Linked DNA regions of Homo sapiens: region 1 is linked to region 2. A link is a loop called in an ENCODE intact Hi-C map of the cell type or tissue named here. Cell type or tissue: Caco-2. All regions are shown on one strand. Region 1 has its middle 67 kb from the start of FAM182B. Region 2 has its middle 1.6 kb from the start of LINC01733.

Region 1 (2,500 bases), 91 kb before region 2:
AGTGGCCTACCCCTCTTCTAAAAGCCCTGGGGCTCAGGAAAGCCGACCGCGCTTTACAGGACTCGTGCAAACAAGAACAGGGGAGATTGCGAGGTGGAGACCATGTGAACACGAATGGCACTGGCGTATCCCACAGCAGATGGTGTGAACGTGTGTCACCGGAGGCAAACCGGGCGACAGCGAAAGAAACGGTGGTGTCCAGGCATGTGCCGGTGCAAGGGGGGAACGAGTGACCTATCCATCAATGCAAAGGAAAATCGAAGACCACCTGGGACCCGGCGGGTGGGGGCGCCTGTGCCTGACCCAAGCCACGTTTTCAAATGCCTACCAGAGGAGCAAAGAGGTTTCTGCAAAATTCTCCCCACCCCCAACCCTCCACCGCGCTGGTAGCCCTGAGGCAAATTCGGCTGCACCCAGCCCCAGCCACAGCCACAGCCCCAGCCCCAGCCAAGTCCCTTTGGGTCCCTGACATTCGTTTGAGACGGAAGATCAAGGGAGTCTTTCCACCCAGGAGCAGAGGAGAGGATGTCCCTCAAGAAGGAGACAGGCCGCCAAGCGAGAAACCGCTTTGTGGTGCACAGGGCACATTCGGCCAAAGACACACACGCACATGGGCACTCACACACAAACCGACAGAGGGGAAAGAAACACACAGAGACTGAGAGACAGAGAGAGAAGGGAGAATGGGAGACACACACACACTCACAGACGGACACACAAACACACACACACACACACACACACACACACACACACACACACAGAGTCCTTGAGCAGAGGCATTGAAACACACACCCCAAGGCAACCCCTGAGGCTTCGGGGTTCTGCTCTTGACGAGATCGACACTCGGGTGAGGGAGCACCGCAGGGGTACTCAGGCCGACCTGTCCTGGAGGTCACCGCGGCACGACTTTTGGCGAGACTCACCCCAACCAACACCGTCCGGGCAGCCCTGAGGCTGGGATGCCGTGCTGCCTCCCCCGGACTCCGCCTGGGATTTCCTCATTCTGGTCGGCCCTTTGCGAGTCCTGGCATCCGGAGACCTTCCCGTCGACCCCGAGGAGAGGTCAGGCCGGAGCCTCAGAGCCCCGACACACAAGCACTGCCACGGAGCGCTCCTGCTTTGCCAAGCCTCGGGGACTGGTTTCTAAGACAACCGTGGGAACCACTGTGACGGGAGAAGGCGCTCGCGCCTCGCGCATGCGCATTGGCCCACCCGACTGGCGCTCCGCTCCTGGCGGTCAGGCTGCGTCCCCTTTAAATAACGCCACCGCAGCGCGGCGGCAGGGAGGCTCCTGCTGCAGCCGCGGCGGCGGCTGGATCCGGGCTCCAGTTTGGGTCGGCGTGGGAGAGGGGACCGCGGGTGTCTTCTTCTGTCCCACGGCCAAACCCCCAGGAGTCCTGTCCTCAGAAACTCCTTGAGCCGACTTCCACCGAGGGAGGGAGGGGGAGCTTCAGGACGCCTGCTGTGTTCTCAGGACTCCCCTTCAGATCTGATTTTGGCCCCCACCGAGTGAGATAGGATGGGCTCACCACATCTGGTGAGGCAGGCAGGGCCTCGCTGCAGCACACAATGATCCCATGGGTCTCAAGGCATGCTGTCAGCTGAAATTTCACTGATCCATCAGCCCTCTGCCTCCCTTCTCCTTTTAAAGAACACTGGCCTGCCGGGCTTCTAAAAGCCCTGGGGCTCTGGAAGCCAATCGCAATTTACAGGACACGTGCAAACAGGAACAGGGGCGAATCCCAGGTGGAGACCATGCGTTGACGTGTGGCACTGACCAATCCCACAGCAGATGGCTTGAATGTGTGTAACCAGAGGAATGTGGGGCGACGGCGAAACAAACGATGCTGTCTAGGCATGTGCCCGGTGGAAGGGAGGGTCAAGTGACATTTCCATCACAGCAATGAAAAATTAAAGAACACTTGGGAAACAGGAGGCGGCTTGTGACTGACCGGATCCAAAATTTGAAATTCCTGCCAGAGCAACAAATAGGTTTCTGCAAAATTCACCCCAAGGCCAAAGCTCCACCGCCCAGGTAGCCCTCACACAACCTCCCCTGCACCAAGCCCCAGCCCCAGCACCAGCAACAGCCCCAGCCCCAGCCCCAGACCCAGCCCAGTCACCTTGGTTCCCTGACTTTCGTTACGGGCAAAAGATCCAGGGAGACAGTCCACCCAGAAGCAGAGGAGAGGTGTCCCTCAACAATGAGACAGGAATTGCAGAGGAAATGGGACACTACCTGTTCTTGAAGACAAGGCCAGTCACGGTCGCCTAGCGCTCCTTCTAGGCAATCCACGCACCCATGAAGGGAAACATGGAGAACAAGCAAGCTTTCCTGTCTGAGACACTTATGGGAGCAAAGAGCTCCACGGTCACGAGATCTGCCCAATCAAGCAGAAACAGGTTTGGAGAGAGAAACAATCATAACAGGGATCTCCAGGAAATGTCTCCCTGACAGACTGGGAAGTCACGGACTGGGAAGTCCCTGATGGACAGG
Region 2 (2,500 bases):
ATAATACCTCAAATTTAGGTATTACATTGAAATTTTCAAGACTGCTTTACCTCTATTGTTTTAATCTTTAACACCTCAGCTATAGGAATGTTATTATTAATGCCATTTCAGAAATGAAGAAGCCACAGCCAAAACAGCTGTATGATCGCCCTAAGATCATATACAGCTGGAACAGTTTAAGGTCAAGTCAAAAACCACATTTCCTAAACTTCCAACATTCCATCTTTTGCCCCTATATTTTTCTGCCTTTTAGGGATGAAAAGTAAAATATTTATCTTTTATGCTCCAATGTATCAACACTTTAAGTGAACTAAAGATCCAAAAGTGAGTCTGATCTGCTTGCTTTTTCCCACCTCTATTGCTGCCGACCTATCAAGCAAACATCATCTTTCCTCTCAAGTACCTGTAACAACTCCCTTCCTTCTTGCCCCATAAAAATCCATATTATACAGAGAAAACCAACTGACTTTTAAAATATAAATGAGATCATGCCATTTATTTTTGCTTAAAATGATCTGTGGATTCTCAACATACTGGAATAAAATCTAAATCACCAAGTCCTATAAAATTCATGTAATCTGAACCCCTCTCCCGTTTCATCTCCTATCACTCTGTATCCCCTCATTATTCTGCTTTTTTTTTTGTCTGATTGTTGAGCCTATTGCCAAGATTGAGCCTGCCTCTGAGTCTTTGTTCTTCTATTTTACTCTGTTTGAAATGTTCTACCCCCAGATTTCTGCAGAACTGGTTTCAAATTCCTACTCCTCAAAGAGATTTTCTTAAATAACTGAACCTAAACTGACCTTTCCTCTTTCTCCTTCTTTCCTACAGCCTATCCTCTAGTCATTCCTTATCACATTCTGTTTTATTTTTATGCCATTTTTCTTTGCTTTCAGAAGTTATCACACCTTAGAAGTCCACAGAAGAGTTTGTGTATCTTGATTACTATCTGTAACAGAAGCTATGCATTCTTCACTCCTATCTCTAAAGGCTGCTCTGGAAATCACCTGCAACTTCAGTTGTTGTTTCTCTTATATTCTAAAGAGCTTTCTATCTCAACATCTCTCAGCCTGAGGCCATTCTCTGAGTATTATTCCTAGCAGACAAGAAATGCCAGGAAGTTAAGGGCTCAAGGTATTAGGATGGTGCAAAATTAACTGTGGGTTTTGCTATTAACACAACCTTTAGTCCATAGATAAAATCAGGAAATTACTATGTACACGGCTCCTTCATTCCTCAGGTGGCCAATTATAAAGGTGTGTTCGACGTCTTTCACAGTCTCCAGCATGACTGAACCCTAGTTGCCCACAGTAGAAACCAGCTTATTCATGTGCACTTCATTGCCTTTCATTTCTCTATCTATTTTGTTGTTAAATAAAACAAAATCACACCCACTTCCCTGTCCCCAGTGCCTGACTGGACTCATCATACATACTATTGTCCTCTTCCCTCCTCTTTGTTTTCACCATTTTCCTTCCCCACTGGCTTGTCTTGTCTCCACTAATAATCTTCTTTCTATAACTTCCTTCTCTAAGCCATATGCTTTTATCTCTCACCAATGCCCTGGATCACTGTCTTGAAGGTGGTTATCTCCACACGGCCTTTTTGTCTCCAAGTTTCGATAACTAATACTGCCCTTCATCCCTTCAGGCCTAGAGAAGGTAACAGTTGCAGGGTACATACAGAATTATCCCTTTTGGTTTATCTATACACTATCCACAGCTTTTAATTTACTCTTTTATTATATTCTATTCAAATTAAACAACTTAAGTGTATTGTGCATTTTCCCTAGTACACTGATAGGTACCATTTGTACATTCAGGTTTTAGTGTATATTCAAAGAGCGATTTTCCTTTCTTTCTTCCTATGAGATTTTTCACTTATTTCTTGAAATTGGCTTAAAGAATACAGCATATCCAGGTTTTAGGAGAAAAGAGACTCAGCCCTAAAAACAATAATATTTTGCTATGCACTAAATTCACAAGAACAATTTTTCTTTATCTATTTCTGCTTCTTTTTTAATTCCTAGAGAAACAACTTTTTGTCTGATATCTCCTCTTTCTTCAGAAACCTTATTTTTGTTATAGCTCAAAGTAAAGCTCTCGGGCTTCTCTTTTGGAGGCAAACCTTCTCTTTGGAGTAGCATAAAGACATAGTACTCTTATTTACTTCTCTTCAGTTTTATTTTATTTTATTTTATTTTATGAGGAATTAAATGTATAGAGTGAAATATACACATATTCAAGGTATAAACCCAAGTGACACACATCTTAATCTGAACACAAAACATTTCTTTCACCTCATAAACTTCTCTCATACCGCTTTCCAGTCAGTATTGCTGCAACATAAGGCAACTGGTGATGTGGTTTCTATCACCATAAGTTAGTTCTGCCAGTTCTTGAACTTCATATAAATGAAACCATAGCGCATGTAATCTTTGGGTCTAGCTTCTTTCACTCAGTGTAGTTTTTGAAATTTGTCTGTTGCTGTGTGTCTTGAT

What was found. Peaks named below come from ENCODE experiments on the same cell type or tissue, not always from the same donor. Only the 100,000 strongest peaks of a DNase experiment are listed, where the experiment ranks them.
Region 1: a loop joins it to region 2, with 11 times the contacts of the local background. A loop is called at or near these places in 1 of 110 quality-filtered maps.

The regions. Positions count from the first base shown.
Region 1 is chr20:25,862,134-25,864,633 of GRCh38, forward strand. No RefSeq gene overlaps it. Among named protein-coding and RNA genes, the nearest start is that of FAM182B, 67 kb to the left of the region's middle. RefSeq lists enhancers at 886-955, 1,066-1,115. In Caco-2, no CTCF peak of the experiment used is centred here; DNase peaks (open chromatin) are centred at 79, 1,208 and 1,758; H3K4me3 peaks cover 1,980 bases.
Region 2 is chr20:25,952,972-25,955,471 of GRCh38, forward strand. No RefSeq gene overlaps it. Among named protein-coding and RNA genes, the nearest start is that of LINC01733, 1.6 kb to the right of the region's middle. In Caco-2, no CTCF peak of the experiment used is centred here; a DNase peak (open chromatin) is centred at 1,150.